2 separate regions of the Mus musculus genome follow, and region 1 is linked to region 2. The links are chromatin loops, found by intact Hi-C in ENCODE. Cell type or tissue: left cerebral cortex. All regions are shown on one strand. Links, peaks and the distances in the headings refer to the core of each region. The heading gives the core; the rest is flanking DNA. Region 1 has its middle 14 kb from the start of Tat. Region 2 overlaps Hydin (HYDIN, axonemal central pair apparatus protein).

What was found. Hi-C counts contacts between places; a loop is a spot of excess contacts. Peaks named below come from ENCODE experiments on the same cell type or tissue, not always from the same donor. Only the 100,000 strongest peaks of a DNase experiment are listed, where the experiment ranks them.
Region 1: a loop joins it to region 2, with 4 times the contacts of the local background. A loop is called at or near these places in 2 of 42 quality-filtered maps.

What each region holds. Positions count from the first base shown.
Region 1 is chr8:109,968,414-109,984,811 of GRCm38, forward strand. It overlaps the pseudogene Gm45795. Among named protein-coding and RNA genes, the nearest start is that of Tat, 14 kb to the right of the region's middle. In left cerebral cortex, for the core only: no CTCF peak of the experiment used is centred there; no DNase peak of the experiment used is centred there.
Region 2 is chr8:110,470,310-110,486,707 of GRCm38, forward strand. Hydin (HYDIN, axonemal central pair apparatus protein) reads left to right here. Exons shown (of 87, transcript NM_172916.2): 25 at 15,061-15,198; 26 at 16,014-16,086. Among named protein-coding and RNA genes, the nearest start is that of Gm21283, 24 kb to the right of the region's middle. In left cerebral cortex, for the core only: a CTCF peak has its summit at 8,503; DNase peaks (open chromatin) are centred at 8,505 and 9,263.

The DNA.
Region 1 (16,398 bases), core at 4,461-12,460, 500 kb before region 2:
GGGAAGGGAGAGGGAAGACAGGCCGCTCTTTTTAAAGCAGCCTGCTCCTGTGGGAACCAATCCATTCCCACGAGTCCTGCACCAATCTAATCAGTGGGCTAGAGCCTTATTACTTTCCCTGACCTGCATCTCTTAGATGCTACCATCACATCGGGAACAAATCCCTAACACATGAACCTTCTGGTGCACTTATGAAGTATAGCAATCAATAAACCTTGCACGTTTCCACCCTAAAGGAGGACTCAGTGCCAGGGAGGATCCAAATACTTAAATACTTTTAAAAACAGGTATTTTTATTTTAGTGCAATCTATGGCATTCCTAGGCAAAGAGTTTATTTTCCTGATTTGACTCTTTGAGCAGTTTCACTGAGTCACAAGTCACTCTCTCTGGTCCTTGAATATTCTCCCATGATCTGCTGGCTCTTTGTCCCTTAGAGCACCCTTTGCTTGCTGAATGCTCCCATCTTCAAGCTGTGGGGTCAGAAAGGGCTTCTGGGGGCCCCTCTTTCCAGGCAGGGGCCTTAGAAGGGATAGACAGTCCTAGGACGGCAGAGCCAACCAGCAGAGGGCAGCTCAGGCTCCGGCTGTCTGTGCCAGAACACAACTGCGTGCCCTCACCTAGATTCACCTGTTGTAATTTAGACTAAAACACCAGAAGTTCAGGTTAGCGCACTCAATTTCCCGACTTTCATTTCGTCCCTGGATGAGCTTGGGAAGTCACCCAAGCTCCGGGCAACCAAGTGTCCTCAACTGCGAAGCGGCGATGGCACCAACTTCATAAAGACCAGACAAATAAAGCAATTCCTTACTCCTTTAAACTGCTTTTGCCACAGGAGCAGGAAGAGAAACTGAGGTAAGCCCAAAGAGCAGGCTGTCACACGTGACGTCGAATTACCCGCCCCTTTCCTGCGTTGCTCCTGTGTTTACCGCTCACACCGCACAAAATTCCGACACGAATTAAGACAGCCCTGTGCCCTCAGAGCTTGCAGACTCAGCAGAAGGCAGCTAGGAAAGGCTGAGATGAAAAAGATGGACGTGGGGTGTGGAGGCAGAAGTAACGCAAAGCAGCTCCCCGAATAGGATGATGGTTAGGAAAAGGTTTGGGAAGATGGAAAGCTTTGGGATCGAGGAAGCCAAGGCGGGGAAGAACGTTAGAGGAGACCTTCGAGTCCAAATGCTTCCATTTGGAGAGCAGTGCTGGGAGCGAGACAGAAAGTGAGGGGAACAGAGGTTGAAAAGATGGGCGGGGACGGGCCCCAAGAAGCCTTCCCTGGCCAGGCATTCGCCATACCACTTACTACGGTAGCCCATTGTCTCCAAACAGTGCCACAACCTCTACTATGGTACAGAGGAGACTCGTTGGTGCTTTTGCTCAATCTATGAATGTTGTTAGTTTTTTTTTTTCCTGACTCGAATTTATGGTGTTAATGATCTTCTAGTGTAGTGGTGCGAGCATGTCATGTATGGATAAATGTTTGCACGTGGGCTTGCACGTCGGGCTTGAGTCTAGAGGCTTCGTAGAGCCACCAGACACAGCTTTAAACTTTTAAAACATTTGTTAATTATTATTACTATTAGTATGCATGTTGTGTGGGTGGAACCTCTATGCACAGGTATAGGTCAGAGAACAACTTTTGCGTGTCAGTTCTCTCCTTTCACAGTGGGTCCTGGGGATTGAACTCAGGTCATCGGGTTTTTGCAGCAAGTACATGTATACACTGAGCCCTCTCGCTGGCCCCAGAGGGGACTTTTTTTTTTTCTTGAACTGGAATTGAATGAGGGCATTGTGTTTGCTATGCAAGCACTCTGCCGCTGAGCTATGCCAGGCCCCTTCCAGAGGGGACTTTTAAGGAGGGAAGTGCTTTAAAGTTGTTACAGGGGAAAATTCTAGAATATTCTGGAGGGACAGCAAGCCCTAACCCAAACTCTGGCAATGAGAGCTATTGAGAACAGAGAGGGTGAATAACCGACAGTATGAAACGCTGAAGAACAACCTGACCCTGGGTCAAATACTCGGCGAGCTACACCATTCACAGGGCTTAGTGGGTAACAAGTGCTCAATTGCTTATAACAAACAGGCTAGGGACATTAAAGGGAAAACTTGCAATTCTATTTTTCTACCACTAGATGTCGTGCAGGTCTAAGTAAGGTAAAGATCCTTCTCCATTTCCTTTCCTCCTCCGCGCCATAGTGATAGACAAGATACCCAGAATTCAGTTAGTTGCAGATGCGGTTAGGAAAGATAAGTAAAAGGTGGCCAAGAACTATCTGTGCTAATTAGGATAGTAAAGATCGAGGATAAGAGAAATCAAGGCCTGTGATTTGGCGCGGCAGATAAAGGTTCGGTAGGTAAGATACTTGCCTTGCAAGCAGGAGGACCCAAATTTGAATCCCCAGAATCCACATAAAGAAGCCCGGTGTGTTGTCGTAGGCTGTAGAACTAGTACTGGGGCGGAGAGATAAAAGTATCCCTAGGACCTTATAGCCAGCAAGATTGGTGAGCTCTAGTTTCAGTAAGAGGCTCCATCTCAAAACAAGGTAGAGAGAGACGGCATCGGCCTCTGGCTTGGCATTCATGTACACACACACACACACACACACACACACACACACACAAACACAGACACACACACACACACATGCACACGCACAGGCACACGCACACACATGCACGAATACACACACACAAAGCATACACACTAAGCTACAAACACACAAATCAATATTTTATCATTGTTTTAGATTAACAACAATCTTACCATAGAAACTTCTGATAATGGAACTAACTGTGGGTCTCCTCGCTCCGGTGGACCTTAGTCCACGAGGGCAAAGGGAACAGAAATGGTGAGGGGGTGGGGTGGGGTTGGAACCCCTGTGTGTATGTACAGTGAAGACCACACCGGGACAACTCGTCAGTAGGCAGATCAACTTTACATAGGGTGATTGAAGGCTTATAAGGTTTTGGGGCACTGAGGGCAGGGACACCCAGGATGGGAAAAGGTCACCGGCTGGGGGCTTAGGGTACCTGGCACACCTCATTAGCATGGGAAGCAAGTCAGGAGTCTCAGGTCCTGGCTCAACAGGTTTTGTCAGGAAAAGGGAACTGATCCTCTAAGACGACCTGACATCCCTCAGGTGAGTGTGGGGGCTTAGCATCCCCCAGACAAGGTCAGAGAAAATCTGCTAACCAGGGAGTCTCCATTTTGCACCGAGCTCAGAGGCTGTCCGGTCATGGTGGACTTCAACCTTAACTAGCAGAGTTTTCCCACAAAAACTAGAGAAGAAATTAAAATCACCCATTAAATCGCCATTCATCGCCACACTTATGCTGCGTATTCTCCCTTGGAGATGGAACAGTTTCTGTCTAATCAGGAACTTGTCACAATTTCCTTTCATAGAGGACTTCATAAGAGATTTTTTTCTACTTCTATCATGTGTAATGTTTCAAATAGATTTTAAAAACTGGGTGAGGGGGCTGGAGAGATGGCTCAGCTGTTAAGAGCACTGACTGCTCTTCCAGAGTTCAAATCCCAGCAACCACATTGTGGCTCACAACCATCTGTAATGGGATCTGATGCCCTCTTCTTTTTGGGGGTTGTTTGTTTGTTTGTTTTTTGTTTTTTTGAGACAGGGTTTCTCTGTATAGCCCTGGCTGTCCTGGAACTCACTTTTTAGACCAGGATGGCCTTGAACTCAGAAATCCGCCTGCCTCTGCCTCCCTAGTGCTGCGATTAAAGGCGTGTGCCACCACGCCCGGCTTGATGCCCTCTTCTTGTGTGTCTGAAGACAGCTACAGTGTACTTACATATAATAAATAAATCTTTGAAAAAAAAAGTTAAAAAAAAACTGGTTGAGTGCATATTACTTTTAGCTTCAGAAGATATCATGTGTATTTAAGAGGCATTTAACTATTATAAGCTATTTTGATGACTTAAAAAAATGTCAATACTGGGGGCTGCAAGATGGCTCAGTGGTTAAGAGCACTGACTGCTCTACCGAAGGTCTTGAGTTCAAATCCCAGCAACCACAGGGTGGCTCACAACCACCCATAATGAGAGCTGACACCCTCTTCTGGTGAGTCTGAAGACAGCTACAATGTACTTAGTTATAATAAACAAACAAACAAACAAACAAACAAATCTTTGGGCCTGAGCGAGCAAGGCCAACAGGAGCAAGTGGGGTTGACCAGAGCAAGCACAGGTCCTAAAAGTTCAATCCCCAACAACCACATGAAGGCTCACAACCATCTGTACAGTTACAGTGTACTCACATACATAAAAAAATTGTCAATAACTGAGTTGCATATTTTAAAATAAATTTTATTAGTTTAATAAAAAAAATACCCATTCATCAATCTACCAGTCCTTATTCAAAATAACATTTTTTCCCCAGAGTAACTGACTTCTAATCTATATATCTGGTATTACGAAGGACTTTCAGCTGATGTAAGGTGCAAAAATAAAAAATAATGGTTTATAATTTCCTAAAAGGAGCCCTGGGGGTGCTTTTTAGGTGCTTGTACCTCCAGCTCTTCCAGGGCCCAGAGGCCATCTGCTCCCTCTTACCTCAGCCTCGGAGAGTGTTATCTTAGAATGTGGTGAACTTTGCAAAACCAAATTAATTTTTAAAAGTAAATCTATGCTTGGCAGTTCCTCCAGCTCTCAGAGAAGCTAACTGCAGCACCGAGCAAACACACACAAATGCAGTGGGTTTCGAAACTCCCATGCCCAAGGTAGGGTCACCATGACACAGGTGTGAGGACAGACCACCTGGCAAATCAGAGCTGGCCACCCTGCTTCTTCTGGGCAGAGACTCTTTAGACATCAGTCCTAGCGAAGGTCTGCCTTAGCTGGTTGCACCAAAGCCTTAAACCAGGCAATAAAAAGAACAAAAATGAAAACAAAAACTCAGTATTTGGCTCAAAATTCTGGTGGCTCAAAAGTCCAACGAGTACGGAGCCAGCCCTGGTAAACCCTTCCCTACCCAGCAACATGATTACATGGTGGAGAAGCACCCACGGAAGGGCCAAAGCCAGTGAGACAGCCTCATGTGCTCCTGTGACAACCTCATGAAATCTTTGAGTGTGGTGACCTCATACCAGGTCCCACCTCTTAAAGGCTTCACCCCATCAGCACCACCACACAGGAGACCAATTTTCTAGGATGTGGGCCATTTGGGAACACATTAAAATGACATCAATGCCGGGCAGTGGTGGCGCATGCCTTTAATCCCAGCATTTGGGAGGCAGAGGCAGGCAGATTTCTGAGTTTGAGGCCAGCCTGGTCTAGAGAGTGAGTTCCAGGACAGCCAGGGCTACACAGAGAAACCCTGTCTCGAAAAACAAAAAATCAACAACAACAACAAAAAAAAGACATCAAGCCAGCAAGGTCCTTCCTTGAAGGATGTGTGTGTGTGTGTGTGTGTGTGTGTGTGTGTGTGTGTGTGTGAGAGAGAGAGAGAGAGAGAGAGAGAAACTTTTTAGTTTATTTGTCCTCTCAGAAATCTGCACATCACAGCAGATCAAGTCACCACAGATCTACTCCTTTGGCTTTTTCCCAGGACCAACGTTGGCCTTTGCAGTCCCCCCTGACCTTCTTCATTCTGATCTTGTGTCCCTTTCGCTGTTTTGGGGAGGTCTTTTTTTCTTCTTCTCATAGAGGCGCTGTGTCTTGTAAGTCTGTGTGTAGGCTCATTCTTCTTTGTATAATCTAAAGAATCACAGATCATGCCAAAGCCAGTTGTTGTCTTGCCACCACCGAAGTGGGTTCTGAATCTAAATACAAAGATGACATCTGGTGAAGTTTTGTACATATTGGCCAGCTTTTCCCGAATTTCCGTCTTTGGTGCTGTTGCCTTCCCAGGATGAAGGACATCAGTGACCATCTCTGTCCTCTGAAGCAGACGGTTTGTCATGAACTTCCTCGTCTGGATGGTTACACTGCCTGTAGAGGAGGACTTTCCTAAGATTTTATAAAGAAGTTTGTCTGTCTGTCTGTCTGTCCGTCCGTCCGTCCATCCATCCATCCATCCATCCATCTATCTGTCTATCTATCTATCTATCTATCTATCTATCTATCTATCTATCTATCTATCTATCATCTCTGTGTATGTGTGCATATGTATACCATGGCACAACTGTGGAGGTCAGAGGACAACTCTTAGTGGTCAGTTCTTTCTTTCCACCAAGTGCTTCTCTCAAGGACTGGGCTCAGGCTGTCAGTCAGACTTGGTAGCCAGTTGCCTTTACCTGCTGAGCCATCTTGTCATCCTGAGATTTTTTTTTTTTTTTTTAAAGACAGGAATCCAAAGGTATTTTTCAAAGCCAAGACTTTAAAGCTTGCGCCTTAAGACTTTGTCTCAGAAGTGGTATTTTAAGAATGGATTCTCAGACATTCCCCTATTTTGCGGATAGGGAAACAGAGCTAGGTTGCTCAAGGTCAAGAGATCCTGGAACTTGAGGAATTCTCTTTGGTTTCTTTCCATTTCATCAAAACAATACTGCTGTTTGCTCCCTAGTGTAAGCTGAATGGTATCTTCTCAAATTCCTACACTGGAGCCTCAGTTTCCTGTACCTGGGAACGTGACTATATTTGGAAACATTATAACTAGTTGAGATGAGATGCTACTGAAGTGCATGTGGTCACTAACCTAATCTACTTCCTTAGGACTGATTTCCCTTAAAAAAAAAAAAAAAAAAAAGAGGACATGGAGAGAACTCCATGATAAGATGAAGACAGAGGTCAGGGTGATGCTGGTCCACACCAAAGAACATCAAAGATGGTAGGGGCAGGAGCTGGGTCTAGAGAGGCACAGAACAGGTCCTTCCTCTTTCTCCAGAAGGAAACAAGGTTGACACCTTGGCTTTGGACATCTCCCCTGGGCTAAGAAACAATGTGTTTCTGTTGTTTAAGCTGTCAAGTTTGGGGGGCTTTGTTGTGGTACTCCTAGGAAAGAAAACTACTAATATCTCAGGAGTGAGAAGTCATACTATTCTCATCTCTTCATCCTTGGTTAATAATTTCATCCGAGAGAGTAAACTAGAAAACCATTGGTTTCCCTGCTGGTGGGGTATGTAGTTAACAGAGAACAGGGATGTGAGAAAAAAAATAGTAGTGACCTTAGTAACAAACATGTTTGTTGTCCTAAGGGCTAGAGTGGGAAACAGATCAACAAGTTAGCCAGAATTTGACGGGCAAGACAGGAAATGAGACAGAGATTCATAGTGAGTTTTGATGAGCCCATGTATAGCCAGGGGTCTCACAAGCCCCGTGCAGAAGCTTGTCCCTGGCTGAATATGAAATTTTGGTATATCCAGAAGAGTCATAGAAAAAGAGACCGAGAAAGAGGTAGGAAACTTTTGACAAAAGAGGCTCAAAGCAATCTCAAATCTGATGGGCAACATTACAATCAATTGTTGAGTAAGACACTTAGACACAACTCGGTCAAGCAATTGAAGGCCAAAAATAATGAGAAAAATCTTGAATGTTCTAAAGGAAAATGTCATATCAAGTTAAAAGAACAACAATAAGATCAATAACAGATTTCTCATTTGAAACAGTGATACCCCCCAAAAATCTGGGGCACCATATTGGGAACAGTAAAGAAAAGAAAGGAGAATGAATTTTATACCTAGTAAAACTAGCCTTTAAAGATGAAAGTAAAGACTTTATAGATAGTCTGTCTCTGTCTCTCTCTGTCTGTTCCTGTCTGTCTATCTGTCTGTCTGTCTCTGTCTGTCTGTCTGTCTGATTTGTTTTGGAAGGATTTAACTACATAGCCCAGTCTGGTTTTAAACTCATGATACTTCTGCCTCAGTAATTACTGACAGGTACTAACATACCTAATGATTAAGATACTTCTGCTAGCAATTTTGCCTTACAAGAACTATCAGTGTAGACACTTCAGAAGGAAATTGCTAGTTGAGTGCAGTGATGTTCACTGGTAGTCTCACCCACCTGGTAACACAGAAGTTCAAAGCCAGCCTGGGAAACATAATGAGACCTTGTCTTATAAAAACAAATGGTTTCATCTTCTCTATCTTTAGTCTCTATCTTCTCTATTTCCCCAAGACCAGGATGTCATTGAGATGACAAACGTTTTTCATTTGATACTGAAAAACAGATGAACCACACTGTTATGCGTTGAATATGACACGGCTCACACATGGTCAAGTATTGGATACTGGATCTCCAGGTAATGGTGATACTTTGAGAGGTTCTGGAAACTTCAGGATATTGGAGGAGATAGGTAAGAGTTTCCAATTACCTCTTCCCTATTTCTCCCATCATGAGGTAAAGGAACCTTTGCCACAACATTCTTATTTACAAAACATTTGGCATGAGGCTAATCGACCATGGACTGAATCCTCCAAAACCATGAGCAAAATAAACTCTTCCCCCTTTAAGTTCTCTCAGGTACCTTAGTCAGAGCTACTCCAAAGTAACAAATACACATCACACAAGAGGGGCCTGGGACAATCACTGCTTGGAAGAAAGTGTCCCAGGGCAGCACTGTCATGAAGACTTACTCTTGACTCTATGTGACTTAGAAGTAAGCATTAGTCCTATCAATTCACTGACACTAGAGACTGTTACATTAGCTAATGCTAATAGGCTTAAACATATGGATACGTTACAAAGTAGCTTTACATCTTTAAGATTTATTTATCTACTTTTGAGAATTTCATGTATACAATGCATTTTGATCTCCCCAACTCCCACTCCTCCAAGATCATATGTCATATTGTCTTGTTTATTTTTTTATTTATAACCTACTGAGTCCAGTTAGTGTTGCCTCTTCATGCATGGATAAAGGGCCATCCAAGGGCTCATGGGCAACATTGGACAGGCCATAGCTCTGAAGGAAACTGATTCTTTGTTCTCCAGTAGCATCAGTGGTCAATTGCTCTTAGCTTGGGGTGGGGACTCTTGACCTTCATCCATCCATATTGATATTGTTGGATCTTGTGTAGGCGTTGTTTAGACAACCAGAGCTTCTGTGAGCTCATGAGTGCCACAGCTCTGTCATGTCCTGGAAACATATTTTACCATGGTTCTTCTCTACCCCTGGCTCTTATGGTTTTCCTGCCTCTTCTGCAATGTTCCCTTAAGTTCCTCTTGAGCCATCAGTAATGAAAAAAGGATTTTCAAGAGCTAGAAGATTAGAAGAGACTGGAGAAAGAGCTCAGGTCTCGTCCGAGATTTTGGCTGCTTATTCCCCTCCCCCCCTTTTTTTGTATGTCATTTAGGTTTGTGTGTGTGTGTGTGTGTACGTGTGTGATTTTGGCACTTGAGGATATTTAATTATTTTGGACCTAATTTTCCTCTGATGAAAAGTTCTTCACTGAAATTGTGCACAGCGGTGAAACTGACCTTATACGGTAGTTGTAAAAATTGTGTGATTTAATATATTTAAAACATTTTAAATTGGGGTTGTTAATGTCAAGTGTCATTTCTATTTTCTCCTTTGTCAGTTAATACCTCAACTCCCTCAAGTTTTGCACAGGAGGTGAAAGAAAAAATATATATTTTTAAAAATTAAATTGACCTAATACAATTAATGTTTACTTCTCAGTTATGCCAAGTTGCAAGCAGGTGTCTCAAAGATGAGGCAAAACCATGACAAAGGGCAACTGGAGGCTGATAGACCACAGCCATGCTGGAAACTTCTCTCCATGTGTGTGCTTGTTCACACATGTGCAAGTACATGCGACTGTGAGTGGACAACTTCAGATGTCATTACACGGGCCATAAATACTGTTGTTGATGTTGATAGAGTCTGTCTTCCCCTGGGGGCAGACAAGGAGGCTGGCTGACTGGCCAGTGAATCCAGACCTCTGCTTGTCTCTCCGTCCCCAGTGCTGGCATCACCATCCCAGACTCCCACACCACCATGCCCAGTATTTTTTGTTTTCCCTTTTTGTCTTTTAAAATCTGTGCTGTGGGGTTAAACTCAGGTCCTTGTGCATGTGAGTCAAGTGTTTTTCATACTGAAGTATCTCTCCCGGTCCTATGCTAGAAATTCCTTCAGACACTTCTATATCAGATATTTTTTGTTTGTTTTGTTTTTTTGTTTTTTGTTTTTGTTTTTTCTACATCAGATTCTAATCCTTTCTCTAGGACTATATCCCATTCATTGCCAACCAGGTAGAATAGGTGAGCTTGTTCAAAATACCACATTTAATCAAGTTGTCTATTTTGGTTGGCTTATTTGACACTTGCAAGTCAACATTGCAACATTATTGTATATTTGTCTTCTGATTTAAAAAAAAAAATGATGGGTGATGTGCTTGCATTTTAACCCTTTCTAGGAGATAAACATTTACCTCCTGAATCAATAGACTTATTTTTTAAACACGCCATTGTACACGAACTCTTTAACATCATATAAAACAAGTTAAATAAATATGACCCTTGCCCTCAGAAACGCACACACACGAAATGAAACAGACTTCCGCTTTCTTGGTATGCACTTTGGTGAAACCACAAGTTAGGGACGATGATCAAATATTTACAAGACCCCCTAAGCATCACAGTTAATAATTTTCATGTTGGGACTCACCGACATGTGAGTGGCAGTTGAATCAACAGAGCAGCAAAAACAGTTACTTTAAAAAAAAAAATAAGTCGGGCACGCCTTTAATCCCAGCACTTGGGAGGCAGAGGCAGGTGGATTTCTGATTTCGATGCCCACCTGGTCTACAGAGTGAGTTCCAGGACAGCCAGGACTATACAGAGAAACCCTGTCTCAAAAAACAAAACAAAACAAAAACAAAAACAAAAACAAAAACACACAAAACAAAACAAAACAAAAAAATCCATAGGTCATTTTGGAGGATGGGTCACTAAAATTTGAGGAAGCACTGATTTGCACATGCACATATGTTCCTCTAACCATTACTTTATGTAGTGCTTTCTCAAAGAAAGGAGATGGGGCACCCCCCAGGAGAACTGGTATACCCATTGCTTGGAGTTTCTGATGACTGCTCTGACATCAGGCAGCATTCTGTCATCATCTGTGTGTACTCTGGACAGGGAACTGTGTCCAGGAGAGTCCCCTCTTTCCCTTCCTATTCCCCAGGGTTAGGTCTTGCCTCAGTCACCTGATGCTCATTTGCAGTGGGCGAGGTAGGGCAGGTGAGGAGAGTGGATCCGTTGCTGTGAGACACGCAATCAAGTGCAAGAATGAAGTCACTGAACCAGATGTTTCCCAATGTTTGCTCTGGCAGAGGGAGGGAGAGCCGGTCTTTTGTTCTAAGGGACTGAAAACTCTTCTGGAAATCTAAGGGGAGTCGATGGAGCCAGCACTGGGTCTGGAGGGCACGAGGTCTACTGGGCAGCAGGCTCAGCCATTTCTAGTGCTAGACCACTTGGCAAATGGAGATTCCTCGTTCAGGTGTCAGCTCAGAGTTAGATGAAGCCCCCTCTGCTTTGCAGCTCTTCCTGAACTTCTTATAGATCTCTGTACCAGGTGAACACTGATCTATAAGCCTCTCGCCTCTCCATGTGGAGCACGGCCATGTCCATCCATTCCCAGGAGTCAGCAGAGTGGTGTCCAGGAAGACACCCGATGGGTGTCAACGCAATGGGGCCAACTTGAGATAGAGTATGTCTATGTAGCCTTGGCTGGCTTGGAACTTTCTTTCTTTGAGCAGGTCGGCCTCAAACTCACAAGGATCATCTGGCTATGTTACCTCCTGAGTGCTGAGATTAAATGAGTGTACCACTGTACCTGGCTTACTTTATTTATTCACTTATCTTCTAACTTGTGTGTGTGTGTGTTGAATACAGTCTTGCTATGCAGCCCTAGGCTCTTCCTAAACTTGTATTTATTTTTGCCTCAGTTTCCCCAGAGCTGAGATTTGCTTTCTTTAAAAAATACATATTAATTTTAGAGAATAATAGGTTTCCATTATGAAATTTCCATATTTTCAACATGAAATCATTTTTACAGTACTGGCTATTGAACTCAGAGCCTGTGTATACTAAGCAAATGCTCCACCACTGACCTACATCCCCAGCCCTCTGTAATGTGCTTTGATGATATTCTTTCTCCATTACATCCTGGTCCCATTTTTCTCCTTCCACTTCTGAAATAGCTACTCTTCTGCCTTCATGCCCTTTTCTTTTCTCTAAATCTAGATTCTGCCTCTGAGTGAAAACATGAGATTCTGGTCTTCCTCAGTCTGCCTTCTCTTACTTAAAATGCTCTGTCCATTTTCCTGCGAATGCTGTCATTCCATCCTTTAGCGTTGAATAGAACTCCACTGTGTATATGTGTCACATCTTCTTTATCCATTTCTCTGTGAATGGAGATTTAGGCTAATTGCACAGTCTGCCTATTATGAATACAGCAACACAGATGTGCAGAAATCTCGGCGGTATGCTGACTTCGGCTCCTCCCAGGACATGCCAGATCGCAAGGTGATTCTATTTTTAGAATCTATACTAATTTCCATGTGGGTATATTAATTTACATTCCCACCAATAATATATGAAGGTTCCATTCTGCCTGCATATATTTATATTTTCTTTCTGTCTCTGTCTCTGTCTGTCTCTCTCTGTGTCTCTCTCTGCCTCAAGTCTGCTAGGAAAGTTCTTCTGCTATTCAGTCAACATTCCCAGCCCATTTATGGCTTTCTCTTTCTTGGCGATGCCATCACGCATGACCAGGATGAGGTGAAGTTTTCGTGTAGTTGAGATTAACATTTTCCTGGTTGTAGTTGCCTCCTATTCAACAGGCAGACCACCGAGTAGCCCAATCATATGGGGCCCAGAGGATCTCTGGTTATAAAAGTTAATGATCCTGGTTGCTTAATTGATTTAAGTAACAGTTAATCAAACATAGGGCCTCCTGGTTTTCTGCAAATGAGGCAGAATAGCCCAGAGTTTAACTACAGCTGTCAGAGGAGAACACTTTGGCCTGGGGTTTGGTTCTGTTCCTTAGTAGCTGTGTGGCATCTGGGCAAGTTATTTAACCCTCCTATGCCTGGGTTTCTGCATTTTTCAAATGTGATTATTGTAATACCTACCACATGGTGGGGATCAAAGCAATACCGACTTAGAATTGCCAAGTGCCAAGAACACAGAAGCTTAGCTTCTCATTCTCATAAAGTATTCAACACCATTTAAGGAGTTAATACAAGCTCTTTGAAAAGTGCTCCTCATAGGTGTCCAATAAAGATTTACTATACCTCATCATCAGCCACTTATTCATTCAGACATATTTTTGAACATCTGCTGTATGCTGGACAGCAAGGCTATATCATGAAACAGTGATAAATAAATGTTCTGCTCTCGTGGAATTAATATTCTATCAGGGGTAAATAAATAATAATTACAATATGTAAAATGTGTACTATATTTTTTACTGATTTTAAAATATCCATTTTTCTAGATGTTAAAACATTTGTAATCCTAGTATTCAGGAGGCCGAGGCAGAAGGTTGCAGGTTCAAGGCTAGCCTAGGCTCATTGCAAGACCTTGCTTCAGTTAAAAAAAAAATTCTCAGGGCTGGGGATGATGTGACTTGGTTGGTAGAATGCTTACCTAAGCATATATTAGACCCTGAGTTTGATTCTCAGTACTTCATAAAACTGGGTCTGGTGGCACCCAGGTGGTGGAGGCAGGAGGATCAGAAATTTAAAGTCATTTGTCTACATAGTGAGTTCCAAGACAGGTCAGCCACAACCTTGTCTAAAAAAAAAAAAAAAAAAAAAATCCTCATAACTGACATTCATCTCATACTGACTGACCAGCATCTTTTCATTTGAACAAAAATCAAAACAAAACAATAATAGACCAAGACAACAAATGTGTTAATAGCCTCTTAGTTTTGATGCTGGACACAGTTGGCAGTTAGATATAGTCTCACCCGCCGGCCCCCTTGCTGGAAGGTACATGGAGATGATGTGTAGGCACTAGGAACCCACTTTCCTCTGGTAAAACCAATATCCTTTGAGTAATGAGACCCCAGAACCCTCTCTCTGACTTTGTTTTGCTTGTAGTCCTGTGGCAGGGAACCTGATGTCCTAGACTTGGGTAATTCACTGTGGTTTGGCCCCCATTGATGGTCCTCTCCCCTCCGTAGGTTCCACAGTGAGTCTGGATAAAGGTTGTGAACTTGCATAATCTCTGGCGTTTGTTACCAGGCAGGGTAGGGAACGAGTGACCCCGAGGTTTCACTGGGGAAGGTCAGCAGCGAAACTCTGGAACATTCCATGTTTCTTGGCCAAGTGTGTGCTCCACGATTTCATACAGATCAGCCCCTGCCTTGTCTGGATGGCAGACCCCGGTACCCACTAAGCCACAGGGCTGGGATGCTCACAGTTGCAGCGAGAAGCGAGAGGCGGGCTCTTACCGCTCTGGGCTGTTATTTGTGGGTGCTCAGCAGGAAACAGATGACGCAGGCAACCTACTGACAGTTTATGAAAGAGACTCTCACTTGTGACTGTGTTCTAGCAGGACTTGTCTGTGGCCTCTTATGCTTCTGAGCAGCGACTGGGAATGATTACATGGGGCACACTTGGGGGTTCGCATGAGGTCATAGACATCTTGGTCCAAAGCCAGCAACGGGCTCTGATGGGCTGGCCATCCAAGATGGCTTCTTTATCTGTTCAGCACCCCAATAGTTTTGTGTCCCCTCTTTGGCAAAACACACTTTCTTTTATTTTTAATTTTACCCTTATATTGTTTCATCTTATTAGTTCTTTCCCCCCACTTTATTTATATTCCCATACAGCTTGTTTCCCCGAATATGATATCCTGATTGTGGTTTCTCTTCCCTCTGCCCCTCCCAGGTTTTCCCTACCTCTCCTCCTATCCAGATCCACTCCCTTTCTTTTTCTCATTAGGAAACAAACAGGCTTCTAAGGGACAATAATGAAATATAACATAACACAAGAAAACAAGTTTGATACACTGGAATAGGACAAAATTAACAGAAGGAAGGAACACAAGAAAACGCACAAGAGACAGACACAAATACAGAGACCACTAGATCACGCACTTAGGAATCCCACAAAAACACTAAACTGGAAGCCATAATATAGATGCAAAGGACCTGTAGGGTAAAAGGAGAGAAAAACACAAATAAAATAATAAAATACAAAAATCATAGCCCTGGCATGACACTATGAAACAAGGCACCTCCAATGTTGAGTTGGTTTCCCGTTGGCTGAGCATGCTACCCACCCCTAAGAGTAGTTTGCTTCTCCATGGAGACTCCCTTGGAGAAAACAAAAATTTTATTTGCCAGTGTTTATCAAGAGGTGATAACTTCTGGGTTAGGGATGGCAGCATGTGCCCACTTCTTTCAGCTTTAGGACCTCATCTGATGCAGACCTGTGCCGGCCCTGGGCATGCTCCCAGTCTCGGTGAGTTCCTGTGTGCACCAGTCCTGTTGATTTAGATGGCCTCCTTTCCTGATGTCTTCCATCTCCTCTGGCTCTTACACTCTTCCTGCTTCCTCTTCTGCAGGGTTCCCAGAGCCCCGAGAGGAGGGGTTTGATAGCGACATCCCATTTAAGGCTGGATATCTCAATGTCTGGCTATGGGTCTCGGTATTTGTTCCCATCTGCAGGAGGAAGCCTCTCTGATGAGGGCTGAGCAAGACACTGATCTGCTTCCCTGGCTGAAGTGCACACTGGATTTCTTTCATGAAAGCTAAGGGTACCAAAAGAGGTCTGATAATGAACTGGCCTGTGTTCAGAACACTCTGAATTACTCCTCTGGCTCGCATCCAGTCATGGTGAATTTATTCCCTGATAAAATGCGCAGGATGAGGACTGGATTGCAGATGCAGCCACAAATAAAGGAACACGGAGTTCAGCCTGGAGACAAATGGCTGCCACAGTTATGCAAAACGCAAAACAAATAAGGTGGTGTTATTTGCTAAACTCAGTGAGCTGGGGCACCCAGCAGGCACCTCAGTCTGCAAACAGATGAAGATTTAGCTTTTAAACGTTAGAGCACTGAAGTAGAGAGAAAAGCCACAACCTTTAAAGGGTGAGCAGCCCTTTGAAAACCCATTCCTTCAAACCATGAACAAAACAGCAGATCTTCCTTTGGTCATTTCTCTCTCTCTCTCTCTCTCTCTCTCTCTCTCTCTCTCTCATGTGCTATTTATTGCCAACCAGTGTGCATGTCCCGACTGTGGATTATACAGAGCACCATTGTAAGACAAGAAGGACATAAATGGAGAACAAGGAATTGAGATTATAGTTCACTGAGGAAGTTAAAATGTATATGATCCTATGCAGCCAGTACCCAAGTGAGACTGGTGATTATTCCGGATGCAAAGAGAACAACGTACAAGAGCCTGCAGTGCTTTGTTTGAGACAACTGTCCAATTGCACCAGTAGAGGGAGGAAAGGTGTGGGAACAGATTTAGAAAATGAAG
Region 2 (16,398 bases), core at 4,689-12,688:
GGAAGAGCAAGGGGAAAGGGGAAGGGGAAAGAAGGGGAAGGGGAAAGAAGGGCAAAGGGGGGAAAGGGGGAAAAGGGAAAAAGAGAAGGGGAAAGAAGAAGGGGAAGGGGAAAGAAGAAGAAGAATAAGAAGGAGGAGGAGGAGGAGGAGGAGAAGGAGAAGGGGAAAAGGAGAAGGAGAAAAGAGAAGAGAAGAGAAGAGAAGAGAAGAGAAGAGAAGAGAAGAGAAGAGAAGAGAAGAGAAGAGAAGGAAAAGAAAGAAGAAAGAAGAAGAATCAAAGAGAGTTGATTGCTGCTGCTAAGTATGTTTTTCAATTTCCCCCTATTGGTCAGTCTAGAACCCTAGCCCATAGGACCATCACATTATCACATAACCCTAGCCCATAGGACCATCACATTATCACATAACCCTAGCCCATAGGACTATGCCACCCACACTGTGGGTCTTCCCTCTTTGGTCAAACTTCTCTGGAACTATCTTCTCAAACATACCCAGAGATGTATGTCATAGATGATTCTAAAGCCAGTGAATTTTACAATGAAAATTAGCCATCACAAGATTAAACACCACACCCCTTTTCAGTGTGATACCCAAACACACTACTTTGAATCATAACATCCCATCCCTGGCCACCAAAGTCTCTTATTTGTCTCTTAATGCAAAATTCATGTAGTCAGTCCATGGCATTTAACACTCCCAACACTGTCCTAAAGTTCAAAGTCCAAAATCTCTCCTGAGATTTAAGTCAAACTCTTAACTGTGAGCCCATACTATAAAATAAAAATTAAAAACTACATACTTCCAATATGCAATAGCATTTAATAAACATTCCCATTCACAAGGGGAAGAATGGGAAAATCCCAAGGAAAGATTAGCCCAAAGTAAGACTGAAACCCAACACTGCAAACAACAAGTCCTGCAGCTCTGTGTCTAACATCTGGGGCTCATGATGATGTCATCTGAGCTCCAGGGTGCCTGGGCAATCCCTCTAGTTCTGCTGACTACAGTATATGCCATCTCTTTCTTGGGCCAGCTCTCCTCCATAACTTCCATTTCCTTGGCAGATATCCCATAGTGCTGCCTTCTCTACCATCCTGGGATCTACATGACACTTCATTTTTACCACTTCAAACATGGCCCTTCAGGACTTTCTTCCAACTATCTAACACATTCCTTGACCTCACAGACAAATGTTTTACATTAGCAACCCTACTCCTGGCACCAGTTTCTACACTAATTACTTTTTTGCACATGCTGTTACATGACACCTCCCAGAAACAACTTGACTGAGGAAGAGTTCATCTGAGCTCACAGTTTGAAGGGACACAGCCCATCATGGCAGGAAAGGTATAGTGAGCAGAAGGCCAAAGTGATTAGTCAGATTGCATCTGAAATCAGAGAGGAGGAAGAGATGAGTGCTGCCAAGCTCACCTTCTCCGTTTTTACCTTTTCTTTTAAAAAAAATTTACATTAATGTATTGTATGTACACATATATGTGTGTGCATAAACTCACACATGCCTGGGCATGCACATGCCATGGGGAACACATGTGGAAATCCAAGGACAACTTTCTGGAGTTCCCTCATCCTACCATGAGGTCCCAGGAACCAGACTCAAGTTATCAGGCTGAGAGGCAAGCACCTTTATATGCTGAGTCATCTTGCTGCCCTCCATTTTTCCTACTTACTCAGGTGATGAAACTCACATCTAGGGTGAGTCTTCCCTCCTCCTCCATGAAATAGAAACACTTTCCTTGGCACACTCGGAAGTATGTCTCCTGGGTGATTCTAAAAATCAAGGAAGATCATCCATTACATCAGATCTTAGCCAAAAATATATATATATAGGCCATAGTCAGTGTGAGGCTCCCTTGACCTCCCCAACATTCTTTTGTAGTTAAATGAGCCAGGTCCATGATTAAAAGCAGTTCCTTGTTCTGTCCAAGGGCTCAACTTGAGCTTTATCGAATCCCTCAGGGGCAATGCCTAGACTTCAGCAACTCCAAAGCAATTCAGTGTGCTAGTTAAAAGCCAACTGTGAGTCTGACTGGTACTTGGCCCCTGCATCAATGTGATGTGTTGTTCGGGATGGAGTGGTGATGCTTGTGCTGACCCCAAACCTCATGTATGGAAAAGACATGCTGGACCAGTGAGCTACACCTCCAGCCCCACCTGGTCTATACAACCTTGGCCACTGGCTGATTGTCCCTAAACATCAGCTTTTATGAGTTAAATGAGAATAATGAAGGTCCTTCCATTCAAAGACTGGATGAATATTGAGTCAGTTAGTACCCAGCATGCTTTCAGAACAATGTCTTCCCCCATCATCCACATTCAGCAAAAGCTGGCCATTAGCAGCCATGTCTTCATAGAAGACAACAAGAAGGGCACTTTGTCATGTTAATACCAAGTCACATTTGAGAAGTAGCACCCCAGAAGTAGCTCTGAGATATTTTCCCCCTGAAATCAATCTGAGGCCATTCTGGGACACACAGAGGCCCCACAGAGTTGGAGGGCTTCAGGGACCTCTTGCTGACTTAAACTTCTGTTCCTTCCATTAATATTTCTCTTTTCCTACCAGTGTGTCGCTTCTCAGGACCCTTTATACGTCTGCAAGCTTGTCTACTCTTCTCTTACCTCCCAGAGAATAGTTTGGGTCGAACACAATAATAAACAGTCAGCTCTGGGGCTCTAGGAAGATAACCTCTCAGGAGGGATGAATGGTTTCCCAAAGGGCAAACAGAAAAGCAGCCAGCTTGTCTTGGGCAACGTTTGAGGGTGGTATTTATGCCCCTCCAGTCCCTTCTGCCTAACTCTGGCTGGTTTCTAGAGCAGGTTAATGGATTTTGAAATGTCCAAAGATGAGTTCAATGAGTATGGGGGGATAGAATCTTCCCCTAATATGTTCTTAGGCTATTGCTGCCTTAGCAAATTGCAAACTGGGTGGAAAGACATGGAAGGCACCTGACTAGAGAAGGGGAGGATGGATGCCAGGCAGAAGAGAACAAAGACTTCCTACGCAATGACTGACAAGACCCACTGTGTTTCCTCCTTACCAGTCCTATGTCACATGGACGTCTGGTTCTAAAATTAGATGCCACCTACTTGGAAGGGTAGAAGACCCTTCCTTGCCGAGGTGCAAGACCACCTTACTAGTGTTCTGGATTCATCACAAGCTGGAGGACTCTTCTGACACTGAGGATGCTACCCACCCCCGAAACAGCTCTGTCACCATGGAGCCTTGGGCACTGCTAAGGCACTGTCACATCTGCTGGCTCTGTAGTTTTTCTCTTTCCCATGAAATACAGCATGCCTGCTTCTGAGGCCACAGGGCAAGACCACCAGTCCAGCAGGAATAAATTCACATCTCTATTATGAGAAAAAGCTCTTTTAACAGCTTTCCAGAGCACAAAGAAAATGTCTTGAGTCAAAAAATATTTCCTTTAGACAGCTGAATGAAGTCAAAGCCTCAATGTGGTGATATTAGGAACAAAGAGAAGACGGTTCCAGAATACTGACCAAAAGCAATAAATAGAACTACTTCCCATGTGCTGGGCAACACTCTCACATGGCATACAACCACCCTGGGGAGTTGGTACGTGTGTCACCCACCCCACCCCCCCAACACTGAGGCCACCACAATGGATGCCACTAACCATACAGTCCTGGCCTTAGACATCGTCTCCTGCTAACACATCACAGTTCTTTGTTCTATATATTTAATTACAGCATTTCCACCCTTCATTTGAATAGGCCTTCTGTGGAAACTCTGCCCAGACATTGTAACATGTACTGTGGGAATGCGAAGACTGATTCATCCTGGTCCATGTAAAGACAAACATGGAAACTGCGCATGGGACCCTAAGCCCATGTAAAGATGATAGCATCCCCTTTTCCCATCAGACTTGTTCACATGAAGCTTATTTATGAAGTATTATTGCCATGGTTTTAACAGTAAAGCCCAAGCAATGCAGACGAGTCACCAAAATAACAGCATTGGGATGGGAGGGGATTTAGAAGGAGGTGAAAGGCAGGGAGGGGATGGGAAAGGAAGGAGGGAAAGAGGGGGGGAGAGAGAGAGAAAGAGAGAGAGCAGTCTTTGCCTATATAGATATGGATCATAAAAACCCACAGCTACAGTGTGTTCCATAGTCTGGAATTACTTTGTTCTTCACTCCGCACATTGCAAATACCAGTTGGTGTAGAAACCCTGTGAGGATGCTCAGAGTCTGGCATGGGGTCAGTGATTGATCGGTTGTCTCCAGAGAGAAGAGCTGATGCTTGCTGCTCTGCAATCTCTGGGCGGGGCTCTATAGCCTCTAAATGTATCTGTCCTATAGGATACACTTAGTGACGACAGTCATACCCTCAACTGACCACAGTCCTGCTTCATACAAGGACCAAGGATGTTTGCCTGGTCGGTTCCCTCTGAGGACCCTGAGGGAAGGATATACTTTCTGACTCTCTTGGCTGGCAGACCACCAGCTTTCCTGTATCTTCAGGACACCTTCCCTCTGCAGGCACCTAGGCTACTTTCCCCTCCCTGGAAATACTCAAGCCATGTAGGGTTAGAGCTTTGCTTTGACTTAATGACCTCTGACAAGATGCTCTCTCTAAATACTGTCGTTTTCTGAGTTACTACAAATTAGGAGTTCAACATAAGAATTTCGGGGAGACAAGTCTGACCTATGACAGTATCTATTTTAAAAAACCATGAAGCAAAGGAGGAAACAATTGATTAAATTAGACTGTAGACCTCAAAGCCTAGCATCAGCAAAGGACAGCTGTTTAGCTAGAGAGCTCTATAGGGCAGAGGGCTGTGAACCATACTGGAAAGTTTGATTTAGTTTCAAAATGTCACAAGCTACAGGAGGGCTTTAATTAAGAGAAGTGTAAGCAGCCAGAAACTACTCAGCAGAAACAAGCTTTACCAACAAAACCGCCCCGGGCGTCCCATCAACCTTCCACAAAAAGCAGTCAGTCCACTGCTGTCCTTAAGGAGAGGGAAAATGTGCCTAGGCATAGTGTCTGGAAGGAAATTACGCATTAAAGAATTCTTAATTAAGAAAATGGTGTATCAGGGCCAGCAAGAGGGCTCCGCAGATAAAGGCCCTTGCCACTGAGCACAATGACCTGAGTTCGATCCCCAGAACCCCACATAGTAGAAGGAGAGAATCAATCGAGTCTCATAAGTTGTCTTCTGACCTCCACAGCCATATACCATAGATTGTGGATGTGCACAGATAGACACATATGGGGGTTGGGGTGGGGGTGGGGAGGGAAAGTGGGAAGGAGGGAGAGAGAGGCTACAAAGACACACACATACAAATTTAACATTTTTTTAAAAATCACTAAGATGCTCTCTCTTCTCTCAGCACATGTGCCCTTTCTTCCCCACCCCACCCCCACTTTTTCTCTCCCCATGGCAACTTCCCTGACCATAATCCTTGGGTCCAGTGAACTCACCCTTGCACAACTTTCCAATAAACCTGCCTCTCACATAATCTTTATATAAAAAAATCACTAAAGATAAAGATGAGCATGACTTTTTCATTGACTTTAAAGATTCAACTTAGTAATAAGCATTATTTTTCCCAAAATTACCTATATCCACAATGCAGTTTCAATCAGAAGGCTGACAAGTTGATCTTAAAATTTACATGAAATTGCTAAAGTTTGAGACTAGCCAAGCCCCTTTGAACCTAAGAGCATAATAGTAGTGAGTGTCTTTGTGTACAGAGAGGCAAATGGAATAGAGAGCCAAGAAACAGAATGGCAAATTCATAAAGCCATGACAAAATTGAAATTGTTGAACCCAGAAGAATAGAAGGGCTCTGTTCAATAATAGTCCTCAGAGTGATGTGTTCTAAACAGAACTGAAAGCCCAAACTGCGTTCCTAAATTTCCACTATAAAGAAAATAATTTCAAATTTCATAGGGGTCAACAATGCAAATGAGAAGGTGCAAATATTTTTAAATTTGAATGATGTATGAGTGGCAAAAAAGTAAGAAATTGAATGGGTGATCTCTAAATAATGGAGAATTTCTCAAGATTTAAGACTTTATGAAGCTATTCATGAATTCAGCATTAGACTTGAGAGTGTTTATTTATCAAAGAGACACAGAAGGAGTGCAAAGACGGGGTCACAAGCTGAGGGAAACTTTTGGCACGCATATTATCTTCAAATGATTAGTATCCATAATAAAGAATAGCTTTGAAGGAAAAGGCAGAATTAAATTTAGAAATGAGAGAACATGGCAGCCAGGAAGTTCACTGAAGCTGAAATACGAGTGACCCACGGAGAATCAAAAGCTATTCCACATCATTGGTGATCAAGAACTTTGGAAACTGAAACAGAAGGAAGATGCTTTTGCACAGCCGCCATGTTGGATAAACTAAGGCAGGGCCCCCAACAGCACACCATTGGGAGGTAGATGAGGCAGGCTCAGACTCGGCTGGAGGAAGTCTACATTATGGTCACTTTAGAGTAGATTCTGTCTGTTGGGAGTTTCAGCCACACTGAAGAGCAACTGGTCAAGCTGATGGGAGAGTTCCCAAGGCCCCACCCTGCTCTGTAGCCTGTCTGCCTCTGGGTCACCTCTTTCTCCAGTCTGCTTCTCCCTCCGAAGACCCACTTGGTTAGTACAGTTCTCCTCCACCATGCTTCCTGGGTTGATCTTCCTTCTGGCCCGCCACACCTTCATCCTGCATCGAATCCCACTGGGGACCATCCAGGTTCCTGTTGATCCTCAGTTTCTGCATGGGGACATGGGCACATATGTCGCATCTGGGCATGCCTATGTACATGTACATACTATACACGTAGAGGGCAGAGATCAATGTCAGATGTCCCCAATCATTTTTCACCTCATTTTTGGAGGCAGGCTGTCTCCCTGATCCTATCAGTTCAGCATGGCTGGCTGGCCTGTGAGCTTCAGGCATCTGTCTGTCTGCACTTGCTTAGTCCTGGGATTACAGACTTGTGCCAGCACACCCGGCTTTTTACATTAGGGGCTGGGCATCTGAACCCCGGCCCTCCTGTTTGCAAGGCAAGAACTTTACCACCTGAACATCTCCCTAGCCTCTCATTAGTTCATCTCTTTCCCTCCCAGTGTATGGAAAATATGCAAAATGTTTTCTAATATCCAGAAAACAGCATCTGCCGCTCTGCCGAACCAGCCTTCCCATCTGTTCCTCTCCATCAGTAACTTCCTCTGGCTCCTCATAGCCTTGCATTCTCTGCCCTTTGCTCTCAACATGACAGCGCCACGTCTTAGCCTTTCCTTCTCTTGTTCCTCTTTGGTCAGCCACTGATTCTGTCACAGACAGTAGAAGGAAATGGAATAAATGTGTCTGTCCTATCAACTCCCCAAGCCAACCTTAGGTGCTTGGAATCATGAAATTTAGCCAGGCAAAGCCCTGTCATTCTGTGATCATTGTCATCTGTCTGTCTGTCCATCCCTCACCAACCCCACCCTACCACCCCTCACCACCACCCTCAGTTGCCCCACTCTCTCCTTCCTGGAGGAATCACACGCTATATGCAATCATGTGTTAGCATATATGCCAATCACTCCTGTTACAAAAATGCAGTTATTAGTAAATTGGGGTCCACTGTAAAAGAAAACGCATCAGTCTAGCTTTGCTGCCTCTGGGAAGGCCCAGACTTCGGGTAGACCCATCTACCAAGAATCTCCTCTCCTCTGCTGGGAGGGGTCCAAACAGGGGGTCAGATTCACCTCAGAGCCTGAGAGAACTGCAAACATCACTCAAATCTGAGCTTCTAGAAACAAACCTGCAGCCTTTGTGACCCACCTGCAAGACCCAAGGTTTCAAAAGCAGAGGGAGGTCCCTGGATCAGGGAGGCCTTTAGCCCTCTCTGTATAGAACATGAAAACTGAAAGCCATCCTGATGCTGTGCGTCTCTGCCGTCCGGGTCTATTTGTAACTCAGTATACTCCTGTTTCCTGAAGTGCCAGCTCTATTTCCCCACAGATGAACCAGTAAAGGTAGTTTTCTTGTTTTGGTTTTTTTTTGTTTTTCATTTCAGTTTTGAGGGTTATAAAACTTTTTTTTTGTCCCTGCTTTCATGTTATTATAAAAGACTCCTGGTCACCTTGTTACAGGTTCACCCTTTTTAAAGAATTTTCTGAGTGTCTTTAATATCAGCCGCGGACATCAGCCTCAGGGAGACTCAATGTGAGCTCAGCCAGCTTCTAAAGACGCCAGTGGAACGAATCGGAGCAGATCTGATCTCAGGCCGGATTACGCTTGCTTGGCTCCTTTAGTGGTAGAATTCATAAGGAGTTCGTGCATCTACATATTCACATTAATTAGAAGTCTCCCAAAGTAAGCTACCACTACGGGAGGCCAGACAACTCAAAGAAACTGACTTTTAAAGCCTTCCTGTTTTGAAAGTATTTTTTCAAGTGCTTTGAAGCTGAACACATTTAGGAGATTTCAGGCTACCTGTTCAGCGGCCCTTCCGAGAGTGTGTAGCAGTGGGGACACCTTCTGGAGCTTCACGGAAATGGCCAATTCTCACTGAAATCTCTCTAGAGAGCTTCAAGGTAGATTCTGTTAACTGTCTTCCCCTACTCCCCTCAGAGCTAAGCTCCCAAGGTGTCTCCTCAAGGGCCAGGCCAGTGAGGTCTTCTTTTCCTTAGACTACAAGAGAAGGCTCAAGATGAGTCAATACAAGTTCCTTGTGTGGGGGATCGTGGTGTCTTTAGACAGAGGAAGGCCTGTTCGGTGACTTGCCACCAGTGGCTCAGGAGGGTTGCCAGCAAAGCTGTGAGCTTTGGGGTCAGTTTAGCACAGCTCAGCAAATTGTTCGCTTCCATTTTGTCATTTTAAAAGCGATAGGGCTTGTGGCATCCTGGTGCGGAGATCAAATTGGGCAGTGTTTATTAAGTAAGTACCTGGCAGGATGCTGGTGTACAGCATTGGCTGTGGATACTGAATGCAGGCTCCCACTGGCACACATACCTTCTTTGTGACTTTCTCCCCCACGGTGATGGGGTCATGGCCTCTCAGCCTTGAATGCACACTGGAACCATGGCAGGGGCTTCCGAACAGCCCGATGCCAAGTAAACCCAATCTCTCCTGTTGTATCTAGGGCCTAGGTCTTTTAAGATCCCACGCGTGGCCCCAAAGGGCAGTCACTTGTGAGAACTCCTCCTAACCGGCTCCATCTCTAAGACTTGAGAGGTTTGAGCTTCAGCTCCTCAGCTCTCACCGCCTTCCCCTTGGCACACACGGCCAATCGGAGGCACTGGAAACACGATGACGTCAGAGGGCTGAGGCAGGCTGCTTTCCCATTGGCTTCCCCTCCTCCTCGTGTGGCACAGCTGGAGTAAACGCTAGCAGGGAAAGTTCCAGCAGCCTAGTCTGCTTCTATCACTTGCTTTCCAAGGTAGGCAGACCGCATACATCCAGGCAGTAAATGTGGGAGCACGGCAGGGACTTTGAGTTTAGGACACAGGAGAATGTCCCATCTAGAAGTATGGTTAAAAGCAATGGTTTCCATCTGCTCCCTTTAGAAAGAGGAAGGAAGAACAGCTTGTGACACAGGGATTCAGAAAAGGGAGGGATGGAGAGAAGGGGGGAACAAAAGAGAGAGGAGGGGAAAGAGGGAGAGCGGTTCAAAGCGAGATAATTAGAAACAAGAGAAAGAAGAGAAATCGCCTTTTTTAACCCTAAGATACAATAAATATATATTAAGCGTGGCACTAGATGATATACGAGCTGTTTGCATCACATTTTCTAACGCAGTATCATTGGCCAAGACCAGATTTTGGGTCTGAAGGAAATAGGCTCTACTTGATGGTGGGGTTGGGGGAGGCAACATCTTCTGCAATCTGTGCTTACAGGAATGGGAGAGATGACTGTGGTCGTTTCTATGCCATCCAATGCAGTGCTTAGACAAAACAAGATTCTGTGTGCATGTGTGTGTTGTCTATGTGTGGTCATAGGCATGGGGGGGGGGGGGGCAGAGGACATCTGCAGGCAGCTTCCTCTGTCCCTATCTTCCTTACTTTTTGAAGCAGGTCCTCTACATAAACCCACAGCTCACTGGTTCCGCCAGCCTAACTAGCCAGCTTTGCTCTAAGGAATCCCACTTCTGCCTTCTAAGCACTGAAATTACTCACAGTCAAGCATCCCCCAACCCCAGCCAGCATTCATATGGGTTCTGGGGATCTGAATTCCGGTCCTCACGTTTGCATAGCAAGCCCTCTAACTGCCGAGCCATCTCCAGCCTCGTGGGACTTTTGGATAGAATTCCTTCTTCAATAAATGTTGAGTGAGTGTCGTCTTGAAACTTGATATGGCATCACTAGCCAGGGACAGTGGTGGTGGAGCCAGGCCAGGCTGCTGAGTGGATCACAACAGTCCATGAATATGACCCCATAGCATGGCCGCGGGGTCAGGGACTATGCCCCCAATGAAAACAGTGAAGCTAAGGCTTGGAAGTCACATCAGTGTGGACTGGGTAAAGACGTAGAGTTGCCTTAGGCAGAGGGATGTTCCATAGACTGGCCATGAGAAAGATCCTTCTTGGTACTTGGAGAATTTCACTGAGAACTGAAGAGATGGGGAGTGTGGGGAATGGGAGACTCAAGGCTTCCTGGGTAGACAAGAGTAGGAAGTCTGGCCATGAAGAGCTTTGTCAGAGCACTGCATGCTCAGTTATAGCCACTCCTATGTCTCTGTCTCTGTCTCTGTCTCTGTCCGCTGGCCTTGGGGTTGCTGGAAGCCAGCATCTCTCCTCTCTGGAACTGTACAGAAGTACTGTGGGCTCCCTCCAGGACGAGGCCGGGACAGTTGCTGCATTGAGGAAAGAGCCCCAGGAGAAGAGAAGAGGGAAGCCAGAGAGAATGAAGGGGAACCGAGAGCTGTGGTTGCAAAATTAACTCTGACCTCAGTCCCATCCCACGAGGGAACCCTGGAGAATGGACCAGGCTCCAGAGTTTGTCCCTCTCACTGTGAAGGAAGCTGGGCTCTTTGAGCCTCACACCCATCAACCAGTCTTCTGCCTGCCTGTGAGTCCTTCCTACAGAAAGGCTCATAACCTCCTGAGAAATTCTTGGTGTGAGGGGCAGTTTCTGTCAGAGCAGAGCAATGCTTCAGAGAAAGGTGCTCCCAGAACCCACAGTATCTGCGATTGAGCGCATCCTCCTAGCAGGGTGATCGCGACAAGGGCCATCAGCACCTAAGCATTCATTTGGGAAACAACACGTGCTGATTGTCTTTGTCTAGCCAGATAAAGCCCATCTGCAGGCCCCTTGCACAAAGCCAGAGGCTGTTCTGACCCTCAATAAGGGACATTTCTGGAACCCAAATGTACTGAATAAGCAAACTGGCAGTCAACTGTGTCCACTGCAAAGCTAACTGTCCCCACCACCTGGACCTTACTGCCCAGACCTGAGTGTGTGTGACCTTCACACCTTCCAGTCTACAGACACCCTGAGAACTCCAACACACCTCTAAAGTACAAGCTTGTTCTTGGGGCTTTTGTTTTGTTGTGTTAGAGCTTGCGGTGGGGGGCAGAGGAGGAGCACAGGAAATGAGAGAGGTGGACTTTGTTGTTGCTGTTGTAGTTTTCACAGCGTAAGGTTCGTATTGATCCTTAACCCCGGTGTTTACAATGAAACACAAAGAGAGGGACTCTTGAGCCTGCCCAGTGCTGTTCATCAGCCTGTGTTGGACATTCAGAAGATGCTGTCGCAGCCCAAGAAGTGTCCTTCCCTGGCGTCTCCAGCGAACCTTCTAGAATTGGAGCACTATTGATTTTCCTTGATTGCTGCCTACTCTCTTTTAAAAATAACGGGATCCAATCCCGTGAGAGCCAGGAGGACAGGAAAGTAATAATCTATGTGTAAGAGGAAATGAATCTGATCTATACCTGAAGGGAAAATGAATCTTTGCGGGGTGGGGATGGGGGGTGGGGAGCAGAACCAAGGTTGGGTTTGAATGGGGGTAGGGGCATCGGGTTTTAACAAGTTAAAGCCTCTATTCTGCTTAAGGCCTCATTGCATTGAACTCCCTTGTTTGTTTCCAGAGACCTCCTGCTTCCCAGCTGAGGTGTTGTTTTTCCCTGGGTGTGCAGACACAGGCAGCATTGTGTTCTTCCTTGACAGACATTCCCCACATGCTCTGTTTTTAATCTGGAAGACATCCCAGGGGGCGGGGGAGGGGGGTGCCAATGTTGGAAGAGAGATTGCTATTATATGCACAATGGCCCAGCAGAGGGTCTCCCAGGCATCTGTGCTGACCTGGGGTGATTTAATAAGTGCTCAGAATTGTCTAACGCTGTTTTTCACTGTCCCTAGCTGGTAAGGCTACTGTGTTAACCCCACATTAATTATCAGCTCTGTCCTGAGCTACCACAGTGACTTCCCACCCATGGTGGCTGCTCATCACTTGAAGCATCTGGGACTGACTTAAAACCAAGTCCTGGGCCCTCCCTACCCAAGACCTGAATCTGCCCAAGGATGGAGCCAAGAGTCTTTATTATATTAAGTTTCTCTCTGGAGATCTTCTTGTATCTCCTCCCATGCCCTCCAACAGAGAGGGTCTGCCAAGAAATCAGAGTCAACTAATCTGATCTAGAACAAGCCCAGTGGAAGCTCAAGAAAGATAAGGCCGTCCTTGGTGGGGGTTTGAGTACAGCCTACTCCTTCTCCTCACCTGCTCTCATTTAACTGCCTACCCTGCCAGCTAGCCAGCTAATCAAACATCCACTGACTCTGTTTAGTAGCCTCTGTGCTGCAGGGCTGAAAAGACCCTGACCCTCCCAGAGCCCATGGTTCCGTAGTGAGCCCAGTTACAGATGATGCCAACCTCGGGTTTCCTCCAGGGGAAGCCAACTGATCCTCCTTCATAAAACAGCAGGCAACACTCCACTCAGAGCCTTTATCGGGCAGATAAATAACATTGATTTATTTTCCCCTGTTGAGTTTTGAAATGAATTAAGACCAGGATTCCATTTGTAGTAATCCTATAAATACATTCCCTTAAAATAAGCCTACTAATGATACTATAGGAGCTGCCACCACATAAGCTGTAAATGGCTTAAATTAATCTGAATGCCAAGTGTGGCTGTTCAGAGTGGCCCCTAAGGCTGAACATGCAGAGGTCATATAATCCAGCAGTTGCCTACAAAGGAATTTGTCCAAAAAGAATGAGTGACTCCGTTTTCCACTACTATAATGAACTCCTGAGCCAATCAAGAAGCCAAAGGTTTATTTCAGCTCACAGCCGTACTGGCTTCCCGTTCATACATTGGTTGTGTCTTGTTTCCTTTGGGTCTGTGACAAAGCAATACAGGAATAGAAAGCAGTGAAACCATTCACCTCATTGTGAGCCGGAGAACAAAGAGCAGAAGGAGAAAGCAGTGTCATGCTATGTCCTTTAATGCTAACTCCCCAGGGACCTCAAGGCCTTGCCTCCCAAGACCTCCATCACCTGTGACTGGCACCAAGCTGCAGATTAAGCCCTAACACAGGAGCCTTTTCAGGGAGCACCCAGATCCTAATCAAAGCAGAGAACAAACATGTGTCCACATAGAGACTTATACACCAAAGCTCATAGCAGCTTTACGAGCAGAATCCAAAAGCTGGAAACAACTTGGGTGTCCATCATCAAGATGCTAGATCAGTATCCATACTGTGAAAAACTACTCAGTGTCCCATGTAACAAGACTAACATTAAAATGTTCATGTTGAACCAGAGAAGTCAGAACCAGTCAGTACCGATGCCGGGTTCCATTTCTATGAAGCTGTGGGTGGAACTTACCCACTATGCCATGAAGCACAAACCCACAAGGATGAGACATAACTTCTAAGGGAATGAAAGGAACCATCTGTCTACAAACATGGCAGCAGATACTTGGGTATCTGTTAAATTTCATCAAATAGGCAAGCAAACCGAACCCCAATAAAATCGTTTTATTGGGTAATGCTGGGGAGGCAGAAATCAGAAGGTGGTAACAGGGTGCCTGAGATTCGGGAAACAGTACTCCCAGCCTCATGGGAAGTGAGCACCATCCTGAACCGTGAATGAGAAGCTGTGATAAGCCAGGGAGACTTTCCCACTCCAGAGGGAAGAGAGGACCCTGCCAAGAACTTCTGCTGACTTCAAATGGGTCTGGGAATAATTAAATAAGTGACCTGGGCTGAAACTTACAGGGAGATATAGGGGAAGAAGCGAAGGAGTCCAGAGCCAAGTCACATGTGCCCAGAAAGAAAAGATAAGGGTGAGCCCTGACCTTGGTGGCAACCAAAGGCTTTTCTTTTTTTTTTTTTTTTTTTAAAAAGATTTATTTATTCATCATATGTAAGTACACTGTAGCTGTCCTCAGATACTCCAGAAGAGGGCATCAGATTTCGTTACAGATGGTTGTGAGCCACCATGTGGTTGCTGGGATTTGAACTTGGGACCTTCGAAAGAGCAGTCGGCGCTCTTAACCACTGAGCCATCTCGCCAGCCCCTTTTCTTAATATAATGAGTGAAACCTGAGCACTGGGGTGCCAGCCTGTGCAGCCACATGTCTTCCTCTGAGCCTGTTTAGTCAGAACTTGAGTGACAGCAAAGCTTGCCAATGGGGCCAGCATTGAGCCGTGTTGAGCAAGATGCAGAGGACTCAGCGTTATAAGAGACAGATCTTGTTCTTTTCTTCTTTTTCATGATCCCAGCAGGGCGAGCTTCACATATCACACACACACACACACACACACACACACACACACACACACACCCAACCCCAGCTCTGCCTTCTGGCATCTCTGGGAGCAGACCCTCATTTGCTCCCATGCATGGTTGGCCGTGCAGTCCGGGCAGTGCTCTGTATCTGGTGCTCTGTCAGAATCGAGTCCTGGGGGAGCTCACCGTCAACCGGGAATGAGAAGGAAAATGGGAGAGGGGGAGTCCCAGGAGTCTGTGTATGCTCAGAGGGGGAGACTCTGGATCCAGGCTGAGCTGGGTGACCCCTGAAAAATCTGAGGATCGAGCCCAGGAGCCAACGATCTCTAATTTACAGCGCCTCTTTGTCTTGGTAGGTTTGCACCATGTATGAAGCCCTACAGCGCCTTCTTGTCCCAGATGGAGTCCATCGCGGCCACCTCGGTCACCGCCAGCTCTCTGGCAGCCCCACACACTGTAGAGTATACGGAGATGGACTTCAGTGATTCCATCAAGTAAGGAGGCAAAACCCCGTGGGCCTGTCCTTAGCTGCGTTCTTTCCTCTCACCGAGCTTAACACCCTCAGCCTCCATCCCTCCCTGTCCGTTCAGCCATACACTAGCCAACAGTTGCATGAGAGGATTCTAGGTGTTCAGCCCACCATGGGCCCTGAGTTAGAGAGCTGAGAACCATCTCTGCTCTCAGAGCAGGGCCAGAGCTCTTAATCCCAGGGCACGGAGTCCTTCCTTCCTTCCCTTCACTCCCTCACAGAGCGAAGCTCTGCAGGATGGGACTCAAGGTAGAAAGCAGAAAATAACATCCGTCCATCAAATGCCGCATCCTCACAATATGATGCTCTGAGTAATTAGGAAATTCAGCTAGGTATGGTAGCACATGGAGTACTCAGGAGCCTGAGGCAGGAGGAGTTTGAGGCCAGCCTAGGCTACACAGTGATACCAAGTCTCAAAAACAAGGTCAAACATTATAACGGTGAACATTGAGCATCGAGGACTCACCGGAGAATGGTCTGGAGAACTGCCCGTGCTTCCCAGCATGCATTGTAAGCTAGACACAAGCTTGGTGCTCCAGGAAAGGGTGGCCACTGGGAGACTGTGCAGTGCCGTGGCCCACTCTGTACATGTGAAGGCAGAGGACAGCCGAGCACCACCAGCTAACCTCTTAGAGAAAGTGTCGCTTGAGCAATACTCCACTTACTGTGGGATGTGGCAGAGAGGAAGAGACAAGTGGGGGTTGGGCACAGCTGCGGCTGACTGGACTGGTGGCGACAGCTGCAGCCCCAGTGACGCTCACGTGTCCTTAAACTCCCCAGGACGATCCTTATGGATGACGAAGCTGGACCCGAAGAAATCAAAAAGCCCGCGACATCCACCATGGTCTCAGAAGTATGATTCCTTTGCTCCTGGGCCGGGTTAGCAAGGGAAAGCAGAGAGGAGCCAGGAGCTGAGCGCCAAGCCCAGCACTGGGAGGGAGCTGGCGTGAGAGGCCGGGGAGCTGTGTCCAGGTCGCTTCTCCCCAGAGTGAGCACCTCAGGGAGAGGCCAGGATGCCTCAGGACACAGATTTCCAAAAGGTGAAAAACTGGTCATCTCCAGGCCTGGGTGGTCACGTGTTCTTCCCACTCCCAGCCTAAAGGCCGCTGGCTAATGGAGCAGTAGCTTCCTCGGGAATAACGCAGTTTATGCAGTATACGCCACA